Regions from separate parts of the Homo sapiens genome. Here all the other regions are linked to region 5. A link is a contact called in ENCODE Hi-C or POLR2A ChIA-PET data. All regions are on one chromosome and are shown on one strand. Each heading gives the region's core, a stretch centred on a gene start or an enhancer-like site at or near the end of the contact. The rest is flanking DNA. Distances are from core to core; before and after follow the strand shown.

Region 1 (3,377 bases), core at 137-2,636, 1.8 Mb before region 5:
CCACTATTTCATGCCCAGTTCTTAGTATCTTTTAACTATGTCAATCCTTTTTAATTCACATTCATGGGCACGCATTAGGTGAAGCTAAACAAAGAATCTATGCCTAGAGGAAGACTCACACATGAAACAAGGTAGTAAGAGCCTATGAATTAGATGCTAAAAGCGCTGCGGTGGCAATCCGGGAAGGCTTCCCAAAAGAAATGACTTTTGAAGTGTGATACCCTACTTTGTTTTAACCTGAGTGACTCTCTCCTAGCAGAGAGAGAGCCGGACAGACTCCATTTTAGTTTCTCCACTGGCAGCCCCCTTTCACCTCCCTCCCTTAAGGCATAGCTAGTGTAAACTGACTCAAAGCACGTCCAGGAATGCACCTACTGATAAGATATTGAGGCAAGCTGCACCAGCAGCTCCTGGGGACGCGCTCGGTGGATGGCAAGCAAAACCCCTGCATTTATCTCTTTGTGATAGTTTAAGCCCGTGCAATTGGAACTGTTTATATTTTGTAACTGCATTTGTAACCAATTAATTTTTCAACTTTTTGCCAGTTCTGCTTCTGTAAAAATTGCTTCAGCTAAAATCCCCCCTCCCCTATTTAGACCACGGTATAAAAACAAAACTAGCCCCTTCCTCAGGGCCGAGAAAATTTTGGGCGCTAGCTGCCTCTCGGTTGCCGGCTAATAAGGACTCTTTAATTTGTCTCAAAGTGTGGCGTTTCTCTGTAACTCGCTTGGTCACAATAGAAGCTGCTCCTAAAAGCAATGTAGACCCTTACAAAGAGACCAGCCCACCTAAATCCCTCCCTTGTTTGAACTCTAACAGTCCTAATATTTTAGACTGAGTAGTAGAACATATATGAACAATACAGTTCATTCCTGTGGCTTAGTCTAGCCTCCCCAGCGGGGTCACTCGTGGGATGCAAAAACCAGATTTGGTTACATATACAAATATACCTGGCACAGATGTGGGCGAGGAATAATCAATTTATGCCTGACGGTGGATTCTGGGCCTCGGGAAGATGCCGTTAGCGGTACCCACAGGAGGGAACTGGAACAGGCAAGAGTAGCGGGACAGGGCCGGGAATGGGGCACGCCGAGACCAAGAAGCCGACCGAGAGCAAGAAGGCCCAGTCATGCGCACCCGGCGCCTACATCCTCCTGCGGTCCCCCAGGCCTCTCCCCATAGGCATATGAGCTCTGCTCCACTCCTCGCTTGCCGGTGGACGCAGGCGCCGCGGCCGCCAGCTCTGTGAACGCAGCGGGGTCTCACCTCCAGGCTACCCCCAACCTCCCGCTCGGTCGGGGGCCCCTCCACGGCCGCTATCACTGGGTCGCGGCTCCTAGCGCCACCATCTTGGACCCCGCGCCTGGGCCAGGCGAGAACTTCCGGTGCGCTCCCCGGGACTGCGGTCCCCCAGTCCGCGCCCCGCCCAGCCGTCCCCCGTCGGCTCCAGCCAATCCGCGCGCGCTCCCCTGGCCGTCTCCCACCGGATCAGGTGTCTCCTCTGCGCAGACTCCTCCACGACGCCAGTCGGCGCTGGCGTAGCTCGGCTCAGCCCGGCGGAGTCTGACTTCCGGAGGGCCAGCGGCGCGCTGGCTGGTTACCAAGGTTACCGCCGAGAGGCCGCGTCCTCAGCTGGTCCTAGACATGCGTGGCGTCGGGGCTGTGGCACGGTCGGGTCCGGGGTGAGTGACCCCTTCAAGTAACTACGTTTTTGTTCTGCCCTTTTGTTTTGTTTTTGAGATGGAGTCTCGCTCTTTCGCCCAGGCCGGAGTGCAATGGCGCGATCTCGGCTCACTGCAGCCTCCATCTCCCAGGTTCAAGCGATTCTCCTGCCTCGGCCTCCCCAGTAGTTGGGATTACAGGCGCCCACCACCACGCCCTGCTAATTTTTGTATTTTTAGTAGAGACGGGGTTTCGCCATGTTGGCCAGGCTAGTCTCGAACTCCTGTTCTGCCTGTTCTGTTTTCATCTTTTGTTATTGTTCCCTGCATGCATTTGTGGTCTCATTCATTGATGACTTCTATTTGCAATGCCCGGTCAAAGGCTAGGCGATACAGATCCCAACAAGGACAGCTTAATGTTTAAAAGTGTAAGTTCCGAAGTGAGAAAGTCAGACACTCAGAATCCTTGCCCCACCACTTAGGGGCTATGTGACTTTGAACAAGTTACCTATTAATAGCTTCTTCGCGCCTCCGTTGCTTCATTTGTAAAGTGAGGTAAATAATAGGACCGACCTCACTGACATATGTATGTGAAGTTTGCATGTGGCGAAGGCCAGATACATATTAGTTATTACTATGGAGATGATGTTGGTTCGCGTAGCGTAGGATCGTGGTAAGGGTTATATATGTATGTAAAGATGTAAGATGTCCAACCCCAAGCCTTTCCGAAGCAAAACTGTCAGTGCACTAGTCACTTTGGCTTCTCATATCTCTCTGTCCCAAACTTTGGGTTGCACGAATTATGCACGTTTCACTCTTGAATTTGTAAATGCAGCTACTACCAACTATTCCTTAATTTGCACAACTACATTTGAGATAGTATTTCATTGACTGTGTTACATTTTCATTGAAATACTGAGCCATGTCTCAAATAGACTTCAATTATAGTTGCTTTTATAGTTCCTTTTGCTTTACCTCTCTTAATAAGAGTGCACTAATAGAAGTTACTCTTTGGAATTTAGAAATGGGTTTTTAAGGCAGGGCACGGTGGCTCACACCTGTAATCCCAGCACTTTGGGAGGCCTAGGAGGCCGCATCACTTGAGCTCAGGAGTTCAAGACCAGCCTGGCCAGCATGGTGAAACCCCCGTCTCTACTAAAAATGCAAAACAATTAACTGGCATGATGGCAGGCGCCTGTAGTTCCAGCTACTCGGGAGGCTGAGGCAGGAAAATAGCTTGAACCCGGGAGGTGGAGGTTGCAGTGAGCCGAGATGGAACCACTTCACTCCAGCCTGGGCAACAGAGCAAGACACTGTCTCAAAAAAATAAAAAAAAAAATAGACTGTTCCGTGTCCTCTGCTCCTAGAGGCCCAGCCTCTGTGGCCCTGTGACCTGCAAGTATTGAGAGATCCACAGCTAAGACACCGGGATCCTCTGGGAGGCAAAAATGAGTTAGAACTCATAAGTGGGAGTTGAACAATGAGAACACATGGATAGAGGGTGGGGAACATCACATACCAGGGCTGGTGGGGGGTGGGGGGCTGGGGGAGGGATAGCATTAGGAGAAATACCTAATGTAAATGACGAGTTGATGGGTGCAGCAAACCAACATGGCACATGTATACCTATGTAACAAACCTGCACGTTGTGCACATGTACCCTATAACTTAAAGTATAACAAATAAATAAAATAAAATAAATGGGTTTAAAAAAAA
Region 2 (3,188 bases), core at 195-2,694, 1.5 Mb before region 5:
CCACAAATAACATCTCCAGCCAGAAACATTCCAAACTCCTCCCCGACCAGAGACATGTTAAGGGATAACCCCACTCTGGCCGGGAATATGCCAGCCGGGAATATGCCAGCCGGGAGATAAACCCCCTCGGGCCGGAAAAATGTCTGCCCCAAGATAACATCCCCTGCTCCCAAAGAGTCCAACCCTGCCAAAAACTTCTCCACACATATAAACATTCCAAGCTTGTGATAAGCCCCCTCACCCTAACACCAATATATACTCTTAGTCTGTAAGAGAAAGGGCTCCTGACCGAAATCGGCCAGGAGCGCCTCTCAGGTTTTAACTAAAGAAAAGCTGTCTTTAACTGCCAGCCGCGTTTCGTGTTTCTTTCCTTTTTCTTTAACTCTTACAAATAGCTCACATCCAAATCCAGTGGGCATCACATCCAAGTCCAGTATAACCGGACTTGACTGCTGCATCTGCTCACTCTCTATTCCTTTGACTAGCAGCACTCATGGGTCTCCTTCCTCTCTTTGGCTGCTCATCCTTTCCGTCCTTCAGTATCTCCTCTAACACGTTGGGGATCATAAGCCCCATGAAATCAGTCCCTGCCCCACAACTCTGCCTCTTTTCATGCACCAGAAACTACACCTTCCCTTTCGACCGGAATGTGTTCAGGTTCCCATCTCTCAAACGGGCTTTCCCCCCTGCCTAGAATGCCCTCCCTCCCACACGACCTCCCCAGCCGCCTCCTCACAAACCGGGTCAGATCCACTCTTCTAAGATCCGCAAGCCCCCGGTACGTTTCTCTACCCTTTTACGCGGAAGGTGAGTCTTTGCCTACACACGTTGGTCACTCTCACCGGGCTGTCCAGCGCCTCCAGGGCAGGGCTGCCGGACTCTTCTTCGAGGCCCCTCTCCAGGTCTGGCCCAGAAAAGGTATTCAGGTTTGTTGAAGCCACGAACGAAAGGGATTGAGAGGCATGTAAGAAAAACTGCTCTAGCTAAGCCACGGACGAAGTGCAAGGAAGAGCCCGCCGGCGCGGCCACTCACCGATGAGGACCGCGTTGTCCAGGTTTCGGAGCTGGGCCAACAGTTGCCCCCGCGCTTGGAAGATGGGCAGACTCCGGCGCTGCAGCTCCACAGCTTCAGGGTAGGGACTGGCCGAGGGCTGGGCCAGGGGCGGCTGCTGCCTCCGGCCTCCTCCTCCTCCTCTGCCGCCGCTGCCCGCAGTCAGCAGCATCACCACTTGCCTCCCGGGAGGGAAGGACCCAGCGCGGCTCGGAGGTCCAGAGCCTGGCCGGAATCTCTTGGCCGGCGGGAAGCCCGCCTCCTCCGGCATGTCGGGAGGGCACCGCGGCGGGAGGCGCAAGCGCCGAGAGCTCCTGCCCCCTCTCAGGTGCAGACAACAGGAGCACACCGCCCCTTCCTCGCCGCCACGTGCTGGCGGCTCCCGGCGACCACCGATGACCTCACGGCCGCCCCAGTCTTTAGAAAAAGGGACTGCATCTCCCAGCATGCCTTGGGGGCTTGGGAAGGCTTTCACTTCCTGGGGGTGGGAAAAGCAGGGCCTGAGGTACAACCAGGAAAAGGCCCGGAGCTACAACCGGGAAACACAGGATGTAAGGTTCCGTGGGACTGTAGTCTTGGTTAACGAGGTTTTTCTCATTGTTTTATTTTTTTTTTTTGAGATGGAGTTTCGCTCTTGTTGCCCAGGCTGGAGTGCAATGGCGCGATCTCGGCTCACACTGCAACCTCCGCCTCCTGGGTTCAAGCGATTCTCCTGCCTCAGCCTCCCAAGTAGCTGGGGTTACAGGCGTGCGCCACCGGGGCCCGTCTAATTTTGTATTTTTAGTAGAGACAGGGTTTCTCCATGTTGGTCAGGCTGGTCTTGAACTCCCGACCTCAGGTGATCCGCCTGCCTCGGCCTCCCAAAGTGCTGGGATTATAGGCGTGAGCCACCGCGCCCCGCCCATTGTTTTGTTCTAGTAGCATTACTTCTTTTCAGTAAACCCGCGTTTTCCCCTTCTCTGTCCAAATAACAGTCACTCTTCAAGGAAAGTACTTAATTCTGTAAAATCAATGAGAAGCGCAAACGTGCATTGTCTAATCCTCTAAACAACTTATAAGTTATGTGGTATATACTGGTTATTAGATTATCTCTAATTTACAGATTAAGAAATTGAGTCATCTTAGTCATTCAGATGTCCCCAAATCATAATTTTGTGATCATCTTGTGTTACAGAAAGGAAAACCAATTCTGATATACATGAATTTAACTCAGAAAATGACTCCTCCAACGGATGTGGTCGCCTCCAGTAATACAAGCAGAGAAAGGAGGGAGTTCAATGAAATTAAAATTGTCTTTTATCTTTCCTTTCCCCCAACCATTCCAGCCAGACTCTCAAGTTCTCTACATGGCTGTGCAACCCCATCACAGACACTTCAGTGAAGATTCAGAACTGCAGCAGAAAAAAGTAGGATTATAACTAGTTCTTCCTTACCCTCCTAAAAGTTCTTAGATGATTTGCTAATTTACCACGGAGAATGCCAAGTAGCTGTTTGCTCTTACAGGAAATGTGATTTCCAGAGAATACACCGTAAGCTTCAGCTCATGTGAAGGGTATCTTCTGAAGCTCGTTTCCATGAAACTCGCCCTGTTAAATATCTCCCTTCCCGTGATTCGTGAGAGAGCTAGTCTAAAAACAAAAAACCTCCCCTTTGCTCCAGGTCGGAGATAATTTTCCTCTAGTTGCTGACAGTTTGGTGACCAGGCATTACTGAAAATGTGCACGTTGAACCAGCAGCAGATTTGTGTTTAAGAATAAACTGACAAATTTTCACTTCCTACCCTGAAATATTTAGAAAGGCAACCCAAAACTACAAGGGATAATAAATGTTAACTCTCAAATTATGGACTTTGAGTAAAGACATCCCAGTCCTTTTTCCCAGTGTGCTTTCCAGAGTAACTTAAGGTAGGAGTCCGATGTTCCAAATGATTACAATAATTTAGGTAATGTAAATGGGTGGACTTATTTCTTGATGGAGCACATTCCACCTCTACATGCAGCCCCTAATCATTTCTAGGCAATGGCTGTCATGTAGACCTATTATTGCCAGATCTTCCAATTTTCTCAAGAAAAGCCAAAAGTGAAGATTTTTATCTGTCAATGTTAAATACAGGTTTAAACTTAAAAAAAAAAAAAGT
Region 3 (3,316 bases), core at 2-2,501, 1.5 Mb before region 5:
ACTTAGACGTGATTTCCTTTAAGCCTTTCTTCTTAGGCCAGAGGAAGAGGTTGGTAAAGAATTCTCTAGGATTGGTAGAATTCTTTGTATCCTCAATACCTAACACAAAAAAGTCTGTTTTATGTTGCAATAGTTGAGGCTGACATGAAGAAATGAGGCAGACAGGTGGTGATATTTTAGACACAGGACAAATAAAAACAGCTGCTATGAATCTACCCACCACATGGGCACCACCTGAAACAGCTGTATGAAACAACAAAACTCACTTGAAATAACGGAGACTGGAGACCCTGCCACCGTTAGGGCTGGGTACCTCCAGCTAGCCCCTTATTTAGATCCAGAGACCCTTTTTATTATAAGCCATTCCCCTCTCGACAGTTTCCAGCTTGCTTTCCCCATTCCTGTTTCTTCACTAAACGGACCTTCCTCTCACTAGTCACCATGGTACCACCTGGCCATTGGCAGAGCTCTCGGACACATTTCTTGGGTGGGAGGCTCCCGCAACCCTAACCCGCTATAGGTCCGGCGCTCATCTCTTAGAAACTGACCTGACCCCCCATGAAGCAGCACTCCCTTCTCGCGTCACTGGATAAGCATTCTTGGCGCCAACTCGAACCCCAGAGTAATCCCTGTACGCCTCCACCCATCCCCGGGACCAGCCCCTCTGGGCCTCCCCGAGGCCCAAACCCCAGTTTCCTGAAGACCCAGTCATATCCAGCCCAGATAATGAGAAGGTGGCACTGCAGCTGCTCACCACGGCGGCGGTGGTGAGGACGCAGGCAGTGGTGTAGGCGCGGCTGACCGGTGGGATCTGCAGGTACTCCAGCCGCAAGCTCTGGTACGCCATCTTCCCCACCGTCGCCTGCCCCACCCCCCACCCACCCCATTTCCCCTTCCGCCAGCAGGCCCCGGCGGCGGGGCGGGCCCAAAGGCCCCCCGCCCACTTTAGTTTTCCCGCGACTGCCCAATCAACGCCAAGCAACCGCAATCCGTAGAGACCTAAGGAACGCACATCCGCCAATCACGAGTTGCGTCGCCACCGCCCCCCCCCAGCGCCCCATCTCCCCACCCTCTCTTCTCCACCAGCCAACGTCCGGGAAAAACGAGTAAGTACAGGTTCCTTCTGCCAATCCCCGCCGGCCACAGCTAACTTTCCCGCCCGGCCCCTTTCTGTCATAATTGAGGTGTCCACAACCAGCCAATCAGGAACGCGAGAGTATCCCGCGTTTGCTTTCGCTCGCCGAGGCGCGTATCAGTCGGAATTTTGGGGAGCCAACCGCGCCGTCTGTCCCTGGCAAGCCAGCGGCGGTTTAAAGGAGGTGGCGGGAAGCCTGTGTGTGCTTCAAATCGTCACCCTCATGGTCGCTCCGGTAAGTGCTGCGGGGCAGCATTTTCTCTGAGGAGGAGCGGGGACGGGCGAGACTGGCATAAGCGTCTTCGCGAGGGAGCAAGGCGGCCTGTGGGTCGGCCTCACCCCGGCCTCCGACCTGAAGATCCCAGCATGCAGCGCGGGCGCGGGGCCCGACGGAAGCCGGGAGCCGGCCGGAAGCAGTTCCTGCGCTCTGGCTTCTGGGTCCTGTCCTGCGCGATCGCGGGGTCTTAGACAGCTCAACTCGCCGAGATGACCTGGGCACCTCTGCGTTGAATCGGCAAATACTGATCAAGCCGCATTTATTCTGCTCTCAGGAACTCTAAGTCTAGCAGAGAAGATGAGGCGGTAGAAGTTCATCAGTCAGTGCCCGAAGAGAGGTCCTAATGGGAATTCGAAGAAAGGAGTTAATCAAGGAAGTGTATTTTTTTGTTGTTGTTTGAGATGGCGCCCACCTGTAATCCCAGCTACTTGGGAGGCTGAGCTAAGAGGATCACTTGAACTTAGGAGGCAGAGGTTGTAGCGAGCCGAGATCATACCACTGTACTCCAGCCTGGGCGAAAGAGTGACACTTTGTCTCAAACAACAACAACAACAAGAAAATTAGCCAGGCATGGTGGCCTGCACCTGTTGTCCCGGCTACTTGGGAGACTGAGGTGGGAGGATTGCTTGGGCGCGGGAGGTTGAGGCTGCAGTGATCTGTGATCGTGCCACTGCATTCCAGCCTGGGCGACAGAGCGACAACATGTCTCAAAAGAAAAAAAGAAAAACAGAAAGAAATCCTACCTTACATATACAGCCAAACAGTTATAACCACTCCATATTTAACCATTACAAACGTAAATTTTTATTTTATTTTATTTTTTGAGACAGAGTCTCGCTCTGTTGCCCAGGCTGGGGTGCAGTGGCACAATCTCGGCTCACCGCAACCTTCGCCTCTCGGGTTCCAGTGATTCTCCTGCCTCAGCCTCCCGAGTAGCTGGGATTGCAAGTATCCACCATCACGCCTGGGTAATTTTTGTATTTCTAGGAGAGATAGGGTTTCGCCATGTTGGCCAGGCTGGTCTCGAACTCCTGACCTCAGGTGATTCGTCCATCCGGCCTCCTAAAGTGCTGAGATTACAGGCATGAGCTATCGTGCTCAGCCTACAAACATAAATTCTTAAGATTGGCTGCATCTTATCTTCCCATAAGATTTGACTGTACTGCTTATTGCAAATTATTTCATAAAGTGCGTCCTAAATTCACCTGATAATTGAAGTAGCAGTTTGTTTTAGCTAATTGCCTTTATCTGAAGGAATAATAAAATTTCTCTTATTTCTATGACAAGCAATATCATTTCATCTCAGAAAAAGATGCCTAGGTTGAATTCCCACAATGACAAGGAGATAGGGGTTTTATTTTCCTAGATGTTTATATTTGAGAGGAATTACTCGCAGACCCTTGAAAAAACATGTCAGGGTTATAAAGCTGACAAGGGACTTACTCATCTTCTAATTGGGTTTTTTTCAGATGGCTTGGCTGGAGGACAAGCAAATTGAGGACATTGGCAACGGAGTGATCAAAATGATAGATCATGAGGCCTAAAATGAATAAGGAAAGAAGAGAAGTGGCAGAGGCTGAGAACAGAAAGAGAGGGTGGAGGGGCTGTAAATCTTGAAGATTAGGGTATAATATGAGTATATGGGTAAGAATTGGAAGAATTGTGTAGGAGGCAGTAGTCAAAAAGTAGAAGCAGTTTGGAAGAGTAGTTACAAATATCAAGAGCCAGGTGGCTAAAAGGTGGAGCTATAGGTCATTGAAGCTCAAGAAACTGAGTCTCTAGGGCATTGGTTAAGTCATCTGTCTAGACTTCAAAGTTGTCTAGGATGATAATTCAGAAGACTGATCTGTGCCAAAGTCACAGGTAAGGGAAGTGAACAACGAGGAGGGGAAAAGGGAGGGTAT
Region 4 (3,287 bases), core at 369-2,868, 1.6 Mb before region 5:
TGAGGCAGAAGAATCGCTTGAAACTGGAAGGTGGAGGTTGCGGTGAGCCGAGATGGCGCCATTGCACTCCAGCCTGGGCAACAAGAGCGAAACTCCATCTCAAAAAAAAAAAAAAGACACAAAATAATTATAAATAATTAAGTTATGATTATGTCAAATGCTACACAGCAGTATAGAATGTTATTAGAATACTGCGTGCTGCACATTTGGTAATTATTATTATTTTTTGAGACACAGTCTTGCTCTGTTGCCCAGGCTGTAGTGCAGGGGCGTGATCTCAGCTCACTGCAACCTCCTCCTCCCAGGTTCAAGCGATTCTCCTGCCTCAGGCACCTGAGTAGCTGGGATTACAAGGGCGCGCCACTACACCTGGCTAATTTTTGTATTTTTAGTAGAGACGGGGTTTCACCATGTTGGCCAGGCTGGTCTCGAATTCCTGACTTCAGGTGATCCACCTGCCTCTGCCTCCCAGTGTTGGGACTGCAGGCGTGAGCCACCGCGCCCGGCCTTCATAATTCTTTTTAACTGAAATTGGGTAAATAAGTAGACTGTAGACTCCTGCCCTATTTTCAAAACTGCAGAAGCATTGCTAGCGTCTTATTAAAATTAAATCACTTCTCGGTAACAAGAATTGGACCGGGCACACAACAGATGTCATACCTTAGAATGAGTACCAAGCTCTTTTTCATCTTTAAGAGAATCTGTGTATTACAAATAAACATTTCCATAAACCAATATTTGACCACGGCAAGTGTGTAATACTTTCTGGATCACACCCATTTTCACATGCTGTCGGCTAATCAAAAACAAAAATCCCCATTTTGGGTATGGCTTTATTTTCTAAAGCGGGCGTTACGGGGGTAAGAATTAACAGAGACTTCCTCCTCCATGTCAAGCATGAAGCGTGGTGCTTTGAAACCTGCAACCTGACTTGCTGTGCACAACGCAAGAGAAAGTTACGATCTAACCTATTATAAGCGTCACATCAGGAAACAGGTTTCTCTCGACGAAACTAAAAATAGCAACTCCGCCCACTCGTTCTCAACCCCTTTAGCCCGCTTTGTTTTTCTCCAGAGCACTCATCCGTCACTAGTATTTTTATTGAATATTCAATGACCCTTTCCTTCCTCCCAGGCCTCCAGGCCGTAAGCATCGAGAGAGCCTGAGTCCCCGCGACCGCGTATGGCAGCGTCGGAGTCAATCCGCTGGAACGCCTGCCACAAGATGAAAAACAGCCAAGAGGAGCAAGGAACAAAAAAGACTGGTTCCGATCCCGGTGAGGGTCACTTCCAAGATCGGCCTGGCATTACCTGGTACTGGGACAGGGCGGGCTCTTCGCCGCCGCCGCTGGGGCCCCGAAGGCGAACGACTAAGAAGGAGCTGTCTTCTCCGTCCCACAGGAAAAGCTCTCCGCCGAGGCCAAAGACCACGTTTCTCGTCAGCAACTGCGGCGGCGGCGACGAAGGCAACGACGAAGAAGCTGGTTTCTCAGCTTCGGTTGGACTCTGGTTTTTCAGTCCCTCCCGGAGCCGCAAGAACACGACGTGGTTAGGAAGCCAGGTCTGCCACAGCTCGCCGTCGCCCACCGGTCCCTCGGCGGCCGCCATCTTGGCCCAACTGCTCCCCTCACTCCAGTTGCTCAGCCCGCCGCTGAGCACAGCCAATCCGCGGCCGTCCACTCACTGTTTCGGCCAATCACCGAGCAGACGGCCCGGAAGCTCGAGAGGCTCGTGCCAGGTCGGGGGGCGAAGGCGAGGCCAGCCCACCAAGCAGGGGCGTCACCAAGGGAAAGCCAATCACCATTATTTCTGAAGCCCAAGGGGGCGGGACGAGAAGTCAACATAATGGTGGTGCTGCTGGAAATCTAGCACCTGGGGAGAGCCTGAGACTTGTGTATCTAATTGCCTATTGGACACCTCCATCTGGGTAAACCCAGGCATCCAGAACTTTCCCTCAAGACTTACCTCCCTCAGTGCAGGTCGGGCTGGCCTCACGCATTTCGCTTGGATGCCTAAATCTGTCTCCACGTGGGGCCGGTCGATAAAACAACACTTCCCAGAATACGCTGCGATCCATTCGCGGTCTGCACCCGGAAAGTACACCTCCCAGGGGTCTGTGCGCGCCTCCAGGGAACGGGTCTTGTGGCTTTGTCTCCCGCGAAGAGGAGATGGCGGAGTCGTTGAGGTCTCCGCGCCGCTCCCTGTACAAACTGGTGGGCTCGCCGCCTTGGAAAGAGGCTTTCCGGCAGGTGGGTATGGGGTTTGTGCAGTGGTCTACCCTAGATCGTCCCGGTGACCGCCGTCTTCCCTGCCTTCGCCTTAGCCCTGCTCCGTGGAGCAGGTGCCGCAGCGCGCCTGGTCTGGTCAAACCCAGGCCTGCTGACTGTAGAGTGTGGGATTAGCCCGGGTCGGTCAAGTCCTAGAAAGCCTTGTTTTTGGATTCGATTTTGTTTTGAATTTAAATTGTGGTCAGGACATCACCGTTTGCACCTCTGCAATAACACTACCTACTGTTGCTGCGGAGGTGGCCACCGAGAGAGGCACTTTGTCTACGTTCGTCTTGTGAGATAGAGATGATTTCTATTCTAGAGAGTAGTAAAATGAGGCTTAGAAGAGGGCTCCACCTCAGTTCTGGCCTCTTCTGAACACAGTGTGGTTATTAGTAAGTAATGTCCAAGAAAGTAACCCGACGCAAGAAAGATAGCAGATACAGCAGAGTTTCTCAGCCTTGACAATGGACATTTTGAGGGAGATATTTATATGTTGTGGAGGGTTGTTTAAGCCACGTCTCGGGCCTCCACCCACTAGATGCTAATAGTCCTATAACTAGAATTGTGACAACCAGAAATGTCTCCAAGCATTGCCAAATGTTCCTTGGGGGACAAAACCTCCCTGAGTTCAGAAACGCTGCTGTGCAGGAAGGCCGTTACCCAGCCATATCTAGAGTAGCAAGAATTTGGAAGGAATATAAATGTTCTGTAATAGGACATTGGATGCTGAGATATTATGCACACAACCATTAAGGAAACTGGCAAGCTAGAATAAAAAATATGGTTCTTTGTAAATACGTGTACAAAGCATTGTAATTTTATGTATCTCTACAGAGGAATATGCAAAAGTAACACTAGTTAGTATTATCATTGAAATTTTGTGTCTATAAACTTTCTTTAATGTTTTCTCAACTAATGTAAGAGTGTTTTTTAAAAATAGAAATGCTTTTTTTTTCCCCCCCAATCTTGCTCTTTTTTCCCAGAGATGCCTGGAGAGAATGAGAAACAGCCGGGACAG
Region 5 (3,416 bases), core at 535-3,034:
GCCTGTAATCCCAGCTACTCAGGAGGCTGAGGCAGGAGAATCGCTTGAATCCGGGAGGCGGAGGGTGCAGTGAGCCGAGATCGCGCCACTGCACTCCAGCCTGGGTGACAGAGCGAGACTCCGTCCCCAAAGAAAAAGAAAAAAGGGAACTGGAGCGGAGGGCCCTGGAGTGGGAGGAGCCAGGGCTGGTAAAGGTGGAGACCCCTCAAGGTAGGAGAAACAAGAGCGGGGTGCCTGAGAGGTGCTTGAGTTGAATGGAGGACATGGGAGGAAAAGAGAGTGCTTGTTCCAGAAATGTGTAGCTGGGCCTTGTTTTCCCAGTAATCCACCCACCGCCACTTCAAGAAGAAATGATATGAAGAAGTGCCGGTTCTCCCTCCCCTCTTCCGCACTGTCCCGTGATGATGACGCCTCCAGAGAGGACGATAATCTGGGTTCCTGGGAGAGATGGCTTGGTCACTATTCCCACCCTTGCCTCGACCACTTGTCTCAATGTCACCACCTCACGCCCTGTTCCAGGTGGCTGAGTCCGAATCCAGTAACCACCACCTCGTTTTGGTTAATCTCAGGCTCGGGTGTTGTAGCAACATTGGAAATGGGAGGGGTTTACGAAGTGAACATGAGGTCAGGTGCCTGAATTCAACAGTCTACCCATTCCCCTTTTCCAGATAATGCTCGGAATATTTTTCAATGTCCATTCCGCTGTGTTGATTGAGGACGTTCCCTTCACGGAGAAAGATTTTGAGTAAGTATTCGGGTGGGGGAGGCGGGCTGGGAGCAGGTGGGAGGTGGCGAGGCCTAGGGTCAGAATTACGTCTGGGAGGCCCGGTGCTTAGGGCCCCTAGGTTAGAGGACTTGGAGAGGAGAGCGGCTTTCTTGAGAATGTGGTTAGGAGCCAGGGAGTCAGACCTCAGCGGCCATCCCAAACCCACCACCTTAGGTGTGACCTCTTTAGGTATTTTACTTTTCTGTGCTTCTCAGTCCACCTCTGCAAAATGGCTATGACAGATCTCACCCCATAGGATGGTCAAGAAGATTGAATAAAGTAATACACGTAACAGCGCCTAAACAGGTGTCGGGCACATAGTGCTCAGAAAATGTTGGCTCCTATTAAAGTTTGACCCCTTTGCTTCATTCCCACCCCCAGGAATGGCCCCCAGAACATATACAACCTTTACGAGCAAGTCAGCTACAACTGTTTCATCGCTGCAGGCCTTTACCTCCTCCTCGGAGGCTTCTCTTTCTGCCAAGTTCGGCTCAATAAGCGCAAGGAATACATGGTGCGCTAGGGCCCCGGCGCGTTTCCCCGCTCCAGCCCCTCCTCTATTTAAAGACTCCCTGCACCGTGTCACCCAGGTCGCGTCCCACCCTTGCCGGCGCCCTCTGCGGGACTGGGTTTCCCGGGCGAGAGACTGAATCCCTTCTCCCATCTCTGGCATCCGGCCCCCGTGGAGAGGGCTGAGGCTGGGGGGCTGTTCCGTTTCTCCACCCTTCGCTGTGTCCCGTATCTCAATAAAGAGAATCTGCTCTCTTCAGCCCTGTGTCTGTGCTTGAGTGGGGGCGAGCACGGGGCTGAGACTAGAGGTCGGCCTCTGCCTGGAAAGTCCCGATGTCTGAGCGGAAGTGGAGCGAAGTGTGGCGCGGAAGTGAGGCGAAGGCTTTCCCCATCGACTGGGCGCGCCGAGCGGTCTAAGCGACTGCGTCTGATGGGGCGGGGAGCCGCCGGGTTGAGCCTATCCGCTGCGGGGAGGGCGGGACTTCCTGCGCGGGGGCCCGAGCCGCTCAGTCTCCCTGCTCTCCGTGGTCCCGGCTCGCGTGTAGCGGCGGCGGCGGCGTCTCCGTGAGGAGGCGCGCGGGGCCATGACGTCAGCGTCCACAAAGGTTCGACCTCCCTCGCGGACAGCGCTCCCTGGCGGCCACGGGAGGGCGGGCCCCCCACTTGGCTCGCGGCTCTTCCGCCCCGGGCGGGGGGCGGGCGGGAGCCGAGCCTGGGGTGGGGCTAGGGGCTCCGGGCGGGACGGGGAGGGCGGGCGCCGGCCCCCCGTGACGCTGCCCCGCCCCCAGGTCGGAGAGATCTTCTCGGCGGCCGGCGCCGCCTTCACGAAGCTCGGGGAGCTGACGATGCAGCTGCATCCCGTGGCCGACTCTTCTCCTGCGGGGTACGTGAGCCCGGACTGGGACGTGGACGCTGAGAGCGGGCGCTTGGACTCGGTCACAGACACGGACCCTCTCTAGCACAGGGACAGACATTAGTTTCCCTTTGTGCGTGGCACAGCACAGAGTCGGTGTTAATAAATGATCGTTGGGTGAGGGAATGAATGACAGATAAAAATACAGACAGGCCCATAGCCCAGACTCCTGTTTCACAGTTCTCCCTGCTGCGAACGGGTCGACCACAAACCACCGCCACTCCCAACCACCCCAGTTCATGGAATTCCCCCAGACGGCTGCAGGCTGTGTTGGTGGGTCTGTTTTGAAAAGCCCTTCCTGGCGAGTTGGTTTCAGTGTGCTGTGTACAGCAGCCGTTTAACGTTGATGGTGGAAAGGGGTGTCTAAGGTGGAGGTGGTTGTGATTTCTTGTGATTGGGGTCCTCCCGGTTCCCGCAGGGCCTCAAGAGCTTTCCGCCTCCCCTTACGGAGGACCTCTTTATGCATCCGTGGAAGGGGTCCCAGAAATCGGAAGGAGGCGGCTGGTTGGCTGTGGGATGCATAGCCTGTGGGCGGGCTCCACACCCCCCCTCCCATTTTTGCTATCCCCCCTCTCCCCTTCTGACAGTGCGAAGTGGACGGAGACGGAAATAGAGATGCTGAGGGCTGCTGTGAAGCGATTTGGGGACGATCTTAATCACATCAGCTGTGTCATCAAGGAACGGACAGTGTGAGGGAGGGTGGCTGCCAGAAAAGGGCGGGTGGGCAGCCTTCTTCCTCCTTACCCAAGGTTCCATCGTCCTCAGAACTCCTTTCCAGCTCAGCTGCTTCCCTACTTTGTCACTAGTTTTTTAGAATCCCCTTGAGGACTGAAAGAATAGAATTGTCACAGTTGGTCAGAAGTTCCTAAAATGCTGTGGTAATCCTTCCAAGAATGTGAATTTAGGTTGCCTGAGATGCTGTTATTGTATTTGATGATGGAAGTCCCCTGGTTATTTATATAAATGTTTGAGGACCCCACTGCAGTGTTTCCAGGGATATGGTGACCCTGAACTAGTTGATCAGTAAATCTCAATCCACCTGTAAATCACCAAGCTCTACCTGATGTCTCTCCCAGAAGAGAATTAGGAGATGGGCCTTTCCCACTACTCAGTTCAGGGACTCCACTCTCCACACTCCATCCATCCTGAGTGAGTGTAAAACTTCGAGAAAGTGAGAACCCTACCAATGGGTTGGGGCCCCGACCTGGATTCTTATGAAGGGACTCC
Region 6 (3,367 bases), core at 482-2,981, 1.2 Mb after region 5:
CCTCCGCCTCCCACAGTGCTGGATTACAAGCGTGAGCCACCACACCCAGCCCCTTTCGGCGCTTTTTGCCTTCTACACGCACTTCGGGTCTCAGACGCTTTTACTTATTATGGTTGCCCTTTTCCCCTACAGCTCCGTCAAGGGTCTTCTCCAGGAACCCACAGCCCCATAGTTCCCCCATTAACCTGCTCCTGGTTTCCCACCAGGATTAAACCCTAGAGAGTGAACGGAGACCAGTTTAAGGCTCACAGCGGGCGCCGCGTGAATGAGGGAATAAACATTCGCAGAACCAGTAAGAGGTAGGAGCGGACCGACTCACAACCCCCTCACCCATGGGCCGGACGCGGCCAGCGAGCCCAGAGAGACAAGGCAGAGGAAATAGGAAGAGAAAGAGTATCTGTGACAAACAAGAAAAAAGGAACAAGAGACGTAATAGCAGCACTCACGGAGGAAGGGACCTGGGCCCGGCCAGCCGCCATGATGCGCCGGAGCTCCGCCCCCGGGAGGGGCAGGTGCTCGCTTGGGGGTGGGGATGGGGGTGGGGGGGCGCTCGGTGACGTCACCGGTGAGCGGGTTTCCTCGCCACCTCCAGCTCCTTCTCGCTGCTCACCCCCTCGCTTCCTAGAGACTCCGCGAGGCGCCTCGGTGCACCATCCCAACTCCCGACACCCCTGTCTCTTTTCTCTGATTTTTTTTTTTTTAAGACGAAGCCTGGTTCTGTCGCCCAGGCTGGAGTGCAGTGGCGCGATCTCGGCTCACTGCAACCCCCGCCTCCCAGGTTCAAGGGATTTTCCGGCCTCAGCCTCCTGAGTAGCTAGGATTACAGGCACCTGCCACCACCACGCCCGGCTAATTTTTTTTTTTTTTTTTTTTTTTGTATTTTTAGTAGAGACGGGGTTTCACCATGTGGCCAGGCTGGTCTCAAACTCCTGACCTCAGGTGATCCACCCGCCTCAGCCTCCCAAAGTGCTGGGATTACAGGCGTGAAACACAGCCCCTGGCCCTCTCTGATTTTTTTGAGACGAGGTCTCGCTCTATCGCCCAGGCTGGAGTGCAGCGGCGCCATCTCGGTTCACTGCAGCCTCGACCTCCCGGGCTCAAGCGATCCTCCCACCTCAGCCCACCAAGTAGCTGGGATCGCAGGCTTGCACCGCCACACCCGGCTAATTTTTGTATTTTTCTGTAGCGACATGGTTTCGCCATGTTGCCCAGACTGGTCTCGAACTCCTGGGCTCAAGCGATCTGCCCGCCTCGGGCTCCCAAAGTGCTCGGATTACAGGCGGGAGCCACCGCGCCCAGCCTCCGTCTCCCTCCTAAGTGACATCCTGTCCGGCATCCCGCAGGCCTTCAGATGGATGGGGTAGCAGAGCTCAGGAACTCAAACACAGCCCGCCTGGTGGATGACTTCTAAGCATCTTTCAGTCTCCCTGATCTTGCCAAGCAGAGAAGGGCTTCCTCGTAATGCCACCAAAGCACAACTTTCACATGCTTGCTTTATGGCCTTAACTAACTGATGTCATTACTTAACTGTCCCCGCGGGGACGGGGAACTGAATGTATTTTCACAAACGTCAGTTCAAGACAGATTTGTGGGAGAAACCACCTGGGGATAAACCTCTCCCCACCAAGAACCTAGAATTCGGCCGGGTGGCTGGGGAAAAGTGGGCGGGGCGTAGTCGCCCCGGCGCTGGCAGGTCCAGTCTCTGCCCGCGGCGCACGCGGATGACGTAACAAACGCGCGCGACGATTCGAGGTGCTCTGTGGCCGCGAGTGCATCTTCCACGTGAGTATAGTTACCGCGTGCGGACCTGGATCCTCCTCCAGGTGCAGCGTTTCGTCATCTAGCCCAAGCTTGGTCTGGCGGCTTCAGTATCCCCACCGGGCCGAGCTGTGTCTACTTGGTGCCCGCGTATTTGCTTTAGTGGAGGCGTCCATTCGTCCTATCTTGCGTGCGTTCCGCAGACCCCAGGCATGGCCGACCCCCATGTAAATTTAGCCCCATTGTCCCATTCATGGATTCAGCTAACAGAAAGACTGCCGGCCGCCTACTTTATATCAGGCACCATGCTGGTCATGGAATACAGCCCTCATGCACGCAAACCCTGTCTCTGAGCTCTTGAAGCTTATATTTTACTGGGAATGATAGACGGAAATCAAGTGGCTTAATAAACAAAATGCCTTCAGGAAGACTGTCCTGAAAGTTGGGGAGGGGCTGAAGAGTGGTGAGAATCAAGAGTTCATTAAGTCATTCCACAAGTTTTAGAATTTTTTTGCGTTTCAAGCCCTGGTATTGTTCTAAGCCTTGGTAATTCAATGGAAACGAAGCAGCAACATCCCATGCCCACGTAGAGATTTTTTTTCTAGTGGGGAATATAGAGCGAAAAATAAAAACATCCAATAGTGATAAGCGCTTTACAGGAAATTAAAATAGGGCCGGCCATCTGATAGTAACTACTTGAGTGGCTAGTGAAGCCTTTTCCACGAAGGCGAATCACCAGAAATCTAAATAACAAGAGCTAGCCATGCATATGTCAGGGTGAAAAAAATGCCTTCCAGGACTGAGCTTGGCAAGTTAGAGAAATAAAAAAGAAGCTAATGTGTGGTTGGTGCATTGTGGGTGAAAAAGAGAATGGTGTGAGATAGGGTTGGAAAGGTAGGCCAGAGAGTGGCCAGACTTGGTAAACCAGGATGCTGAGTTGGAATTTATACCATGTGTAATGGGAAGCCATAATCCACTTTATGCTGATGTGTGACAAATGAATTGTGGTTATGCAGTGGTCAGGAGGTTAATGCATTGGTCCAGGTGAGTGATGGTGGTGGCTTACTTGAACTAGAGTGAGGTAGTAGAGATGAAGAGATGAGAGATTTGAGACATGATTGGAAATAGATTTCCTGGTGGATTGGATTTAGAGAGTCTGAGGGAAAGAGAATTAAGGATGACTTCTGTGTTTTTGTCTTGAGCAACAAATTGGATGATGGTAGTGTTTACTGAGTGGCAAGACTAGGGGAACAGCAGAGTTTGGTGAGTAAAGCCAGGGTCCCGCTGAGAGGCAGTGGGACCAGAAATTGGATAGGTAGTTTGGGATAGATGGGGAGGGCCTTTGAATGTTAGGCTAAAAGTATTAACTGTAATAGTTCTGTTGCCTGATGCACACTGGAGGTCAATACACCAAGACACCAGGTTGCAGCAGAGAAAGAGGTTTAATCATAGGGCTGCTGAACAAGGAGACAGGAGGAAACCTCAAATCCATCTCCCAGAGTACTTTGGGGCTAGGGTTTTTAAAAAAGAGTTTGGAATAGGATTAGGATGAAGTGTGAAAATCATTGATTGAAGAGTGCAGGGTGAGGTCATGAAACAGGGAGATGAA
Region 7 (3,016 bases), core at 204-2,703, 1.4 Mb after region 5:
GGTCTCGAAGTCCTGGCCTCAGGTGATTTGCCCGCCTCGGCTTCCCAAAGTGCTGCAGCGCCTGGCCGAAGTCAGGAGTTCTTGACCAGCCTGGGCAACACAGTAGACCCCATCTCCTAAAGGAAAGGATTACCTTGTACATTATACAGCAAAAGTTCTTAAAATTGTTTTTAAAATGTATCTCTTCCTTTAAGTTTCCACTCCCTATGTAAGTTGCCTATCCCTCTTTCCCTCCTTTTTGGGCTAGTATCGTCTCCAGCTTGCTTCCAAGTCCGCTAGGGAATACACACGCGCGCACACACACATACACGTGTGTGTTTACGTACTAAAAATATATAAACATTAATAATGCAAGATGGGGCCGGGCGCTGTGTCTCACGCCTGTAATCCCAGCACTTTGGGAGGCCGAGGCGGGCGGATCACGAGGTCAGGAGTTCGAGACCAGCCTGGCCAACATGGTGAAACCCCGTCTCTACTAAAAATACAAAAATTAGTCGGGCGTGGTGGCAGGCGCCTGTAATCCCAGCTACTAGGGAGGCTGAGGCAGGAGAATTGCTTAAACCTGGGAGGCGGAGGTTGCAGTGAGCCGAGATCGCGCCACTGCACTCCAGCCTGGGCAACAAGAGCGAAACTCCGTCTCAAAAACAAACAAACAAACAAACAAACAAAAACCAAGATGGATTGTAAGAGGTATATATATACACATAGGACTCCATTTCTTGGGGGACCTGGAGGGGAGAAAGTCACACCCATACACACACGTACACGCATGTATACAAAAATGAATATATGCTCAGATATATACAATATATAAATGGGCAAATATAAAATCCCCTTTGTGCCAACGAATCCATTCATTCATTCATCAAATATTTGAGCGTCCACTTTGCCTAGAACCAAGTTATCTGTTGGGATGAGCAAGGCATAAGAGGTTCTAGCTCTCATAGAACTTAGAATTCTACTGGAGGAAGATGAGAACAAATACAAAATGTAAACAGTGGAAGTTCTGTAAAAACAACACAGAGCTTTGTGAGAGTGATGCTTAGAATGCTCCTGATGTTCCATTGGGTGTTCGAGCAGGGGGAATGGACTCGGAGGTGAACTATGAGCCGAGATTCATTTTATAAACGGGAACACAGACACATGGACACTTGAAGGGCCTTGGTGGCCAGAAAACTGAAGGCAGGTTCCCATCCGTCTTGGCACCACTCTCCCGAATAGCAGTTTCAGGGAACTGCACAAGCCAAAACCAGCCGGTCGCAGAGTCCAGGAGCGCCTGCGCAAGAGGACGCCTGCGCAAGAGGACGCCGTCAGCTTGGCGTCAGCGCGCCGGGCTCTGGCCCGCCCCCTGTGACACCAGCCCCGCCCCACCCCGCCCCGCATACCCGTGCGCTGCCGCGCATGCTCCGAGCCCCGCCCCCGTGCGTCACAGAATGGCCTCGGACACCCAGGCAGTCCCTGACGTGTCGGGGAGGAGCCGGGCGCGGAGGTACGCTGAGTGGAGCTCGGGGCTGCGTAGGGGAGCTGAGCCGAGCGGCTGGGCGGGCCTGGCCGGGCCGGCGGAGGGGAGACGTCGGTTGAGCGGCGGCGAACATGCGCTTTTGACACATTGGAGGTGAGCCTGCAGCGCGGGGCCGCTCCCTAAGGGGCTGCGCTGGGCCGGCGGCGCCGAGGCCTGCCCTTGGGGAGCCTTCCCGGCCCGGGGCCGTGTCTGAGGCTCCGCCGGGGCGGGCCGGGCCGGGTTCCGGGGCGGCCAGCCTGGGGGCAACTGTTCCAACCGCTCTAACTGTCCCCTCCCTTCCCTGGTCCGATGTGTGGCCCCCCAGGGGCGCCTGCAAGGGAACGATTCCGGTGGCCTCCGGAAGATGTGCCCCGTTCCGGGTAGGGTGAGGGCTGGCGGTGACGGAGGCCGGGACGTGGCACCGTGGGCTGGGGCGCTGGCGGCGCAAGGAGTGGCCCAGTCGGAGGTGGCAGCGGCGCGCCCAGCCCGCCTCCTCCTACCCCCTCTTCGAAATTCCTTCATTTGCGAGGGTGGCTTGGAGCGGGGTTGCATTTTGATCTCTCAGTGCCTCTCTCCCATGGGGGGCGAGAGCGCGAGCAGCCCACGTTGGGCTCGGATTGGCATTCTCCTGACTCCCGCCCGGAACTGCTAATCATCCTCCCCCTGGAGTTCGGCAAAGTGTCACCAACGGGCTCGGGTTACTTGTGCTCGACTCTTTTCTTGCTGTAAGCCATGAGATGACCCTTTAAGTTTTGCAAAGGAGGTGAGAGTTCTGTCACCACTGATTATTACCTTCTATTTACGTAGCACCTTTACACGTTTCAGAGCACTCTTCTTCCTATCTTTTTCTAACCGCATCACCTTGTGGTTGCAACTGATTATGTTATCGCCATTTCGATGGGTAAATGGAGCTGGGATGGGGGTAATTATTTATACTTAGGTTCAACCAACTGGTGAGTGGTTTAGCTTGGATCATAATTTACATTTCTAGGCTCGGAGTTCTGGTTTCTTTTCGTGGGATTTTTATACCCTTCTCAGCTACAAAACAAGGCAGAAAATGTGACTTGCCAAAGATATGCCAGAAGCTGGTAGATTACTTACTCAATTATTTTTGAGAAAACTCACCTAGGATAAAAACGGCTGCTCAGTCATGAGAAAAATCTTCCTGTGAAGCTTGTTCAGGAGTTGCTGGTTAATTGCTTTGCTAAATCGTGAAGTTGATGGGCACAGTGCAGCGTTAAGTCATGGGCTGAAGAGAAGTAAAGGGAAACCAAGTGAAGTATTTCTTCTGAATTATTATTAAAATTATTGTTATTTAAAATTAGAGTGCGTGAGAAACAAAACCTTTGGCCAGCCCTGGTTAGAGGTTGACTTGATCCAGATAGAAGTTGCTAAATCTTCTGAAGCTGTAGTTCTTTTGATTTTTTTAAATTAAATAAATTGAAGTTGGATAAAGAGCTTAAAATAAGTAGGAACCTTAGTAAAACTTAGATCTTGCTTTCATGACATCTGCAA

What was found. Hi-C counts contacts between places; a loop is a spot of excess contacts on that map. ChIA-PET counts read pairs that join two places held with the same protein, here RNA polymerase II (POLR2A). Pooled maps may share reads with other maps.
Region 1: a loop to region 5 is called in a map of ascending aorta, with 4 times the contacts of the local background. The contact joins the promoter of ZNF594 here to the promoter of BACC1 in region 5. A Hi-C loop is called at or near these places in 1 of 168 maps with a recorded cell type or tissue (ascending aorta), 1 of 37 single-sample maps with no recorded cell type and 10 of 50 pooled maps.
Region 2: a loop to region 5 is called in a pooled map, with 8 times the contacts of the local background. The contact joins the promoter of DHX33 here to the promoter of BACC1 in region 5. A Hi-C loop is called at or near these places in 1 of 37 single-sample maps with no recorded cell type and 4 of 50 pooled maps. POLR2A ChIA-PET finds 5 or more read pairs at or near these places in 1 of 52 experiments (GM12878).
Region 3: a loop to region 5 is called in a map of gastrocnemius medialis, with 7 times the contacts of the local background. The contact joins the promoter of MIS12 here to the promoter of BACC1 in region 5. A Hi-C loop is called at or near these places in 3 of 168 maps with a recorded cell type or tissue (CD4-positive, alpha-beta T cell, gastrocnemius medialis and naive thymus-derived CD4-positive, alpha-beta T cell), 11 of 37 single-sample maps with no recorded cell type and 21 of 50 pooled maps. POLR2A ChIA-PET finds 5 or more read pairs at or near these places in 1 of 52 experiments (HEK293).
Region 4: a map of ascending aorta shows a loop between it and region 5 (4-fold over the local background). The contact joins the promoter of NUP88 here to the promoter of BACC1 in region 5. A Hi-C loop is called at or near these places in 1 of 168 maps with a recorded cell type or tissue (ascending aorta), 1 of 37 single-sample maps with no recorded cell type and 11 of 50 pooled maps.
Region 6: a loop to region 5 is called in a map of CD8-positive, alpha-beta T cell, with 8 times the contacts of the local background. The contact joins the promoter of PFAS here to the promoter of BACC1 in region 5. A Hi-C loop is called at or near these places in 1 of 168 maps with a recorded cell type or tissue (CD8-positive, alpha-beta T cell), 2 of 37 single-sample maps with no recorded cell type and 7 of 50 pooled maps. POLR2A ChIA-PET finds 5 or more read pairs at or near these places in 1 of 52 experiments (CD4-positive, alpha-beta T cell).
Region 7: a map of B cell shows a loop between it and region 5 (15-fold over the local background). The contact joins the promoter of NDEL1 here to the promoter of BACC1 in region 5. A Hi-C loop is called at or near these places in 3 of 168 maps with a recorded cell type or tissue (B cell, CD4-positive, alpha-beta T cell and naive thymus-derived CD4-positive, alpha-beta T cell), 1 of 37 single-sample maps with no recorded cell type and 10 of 50 pooled maps.

Annotation. Positions count from the first base shown.
Region 1 is chr17:5,190,482-5,193,858 of GRCh38, forward strand. ZNF594 (zinc finger protein 594) reads right to left here and starts at 1,387. Exons shown (of 2, transcript NM_032530.2): 1 at 1,267-1,387. ZNF594-DT (ZNF594 divergent transcript) reads left to right here and starts at 1,526. Exons shown (of 6, transcript NR_152840.1): 1 at 1,526-1,682. RefSeq lists a silencer at 1,322-1,521.
Region 2 is chr17:5,467,538-5,470,725 of GRCh38, forward strand. DHX33 (DEAH-box helicase 33) reads right to left here and starts at 1,445. Exons shown (of 12, transcript NM_020162.4): 1 at 1,034-1,445. The coding sequence starts at 1,322. It overlaps DHX33-DT (DHX33 divergent transcript), which reads left to right and starts at 1,555. Exons shown (of 3, transcript NR_135644.1): 1 at 1,555-1,602; 2 at 2,377-2,457; 3 at 2,555-2,823. RefSeq lists enhancers at 497-1,079, 869-1,088, 1,469-1,538.
Region 3 is chr17:5,485,315-5,488,630 of GRCh38, forward strand. MIS12 (MIS12 kinetochore complex component) reads left to right here and starts at 1,252. Exons shown (of 3, transcript NM_001258217.2): 1 at 1,252-1,370; 2 at 2,882-3,275. DERL2 (derlin 2) reads right to left here and starts at 864. Exons shown (of 7, transcript NM_016041.5): 1 at 755-864. The coding sequence starts at 847. RefSeq lists enhancers at 522-701, 742-801, 1,422-1,521, 1,762-1,871 and silencers at 972-1,131, 1,081-1,248.
Region 4 is chr17:5,418,044-5,421,330 of GRCh38, forward strand. It overlaps NUP88 (nucleoporin 88), which reads right to left and starts at 1,619. Exons shown (of 17, transcript NM_002532.6): 1 at 1,311-1,619. The coding sequence starts at 1,607. It overlaps RPAIN (RPA interacting protein), which reads left to right and starts at 2,139. Exons shown (of 7, transcript NM_001033002.4): 1 at 2,139-2,248; 2 at 3,253-3,287. The coding sequence starts at 2,168. RefSeq lists enhancers at 981-1,620, 1,256-1,793, 1,794-2,331, 2,061-2,180, 2,191-2,410.
Region 5 is chr17:7,012,998-7,016,413 of GRCh38, forward strand. It overlaps BACC1 (BPTF associated chromatin complex component 1), which reads left to right and starts at 1,785. Exons shown (of 6, transcript NM_174893.4): 1 at 1,785-1,881; 2 at 2,065-2,159; 3 at 2,777-2,878. The coding sequence starts at 1,861. It overlaps RNASEK (ribonuclease K), which reads left to right. Exons shown (of 3, transcript NM_001004333.5): 2 at 669-745; 3 at 1,148-1,535. The coding sequence ends at 1,289. It overlaps RNASEK-C17orf49 (RNASEK-C17orf49 readthrough), which reads left to right. Exons shown (of 8, transcript NR_037717.1): 2 at 669-745; 3 at 1,148-1,881; 4 at 2,065-2,159; 5 at 2,777-2,878. It overlaps MIR497HG (mir-497-195 cluster host gene), which reads right to left. Exons shown (of 3, transcript NR_038310.1): 3 at 2,821-3,017. RefSeq lists enhancers at 1-67, 1,247-1,747, 1,498-1,627, 2,098-2,598, 3,011-3,416 and a silencer at 1,718-2,167.
Region 6 is chr17:8,247,558-8,250,924 of GRCh38, forward strand. PFAS (phosphoribosylformylglycinamidine synthase) reads left to right here and starts at 1,732. Exons shown (of 28, transcript NM_012393.3): 1 at 1,732-1,782. It overlaps CTC1 (CST telomere replication complex component 1), which reads right to left and starts at 499. Exons shown (of 23, transcript NM_025099.6): 1 at 447-499. The coding sequence starts at 479. RefSeq lists enhancers at 296-435, 916-1,035, 1,160-1,916 and a silencer at 526-575.
Region 7 is chr17:8,434,431-8,437,446 of GRCh38, forward strand. NDEL1 (nudE neurodevelopment protein 1 like 1) reads left to right here and starts at 1,454. Exons shown (of 9, transcript NM_030808.5): 1 at 1,454-1,615. RefSeq lists silencers at 1,258-1,427, 1,528-1,727, 1,768-2,007.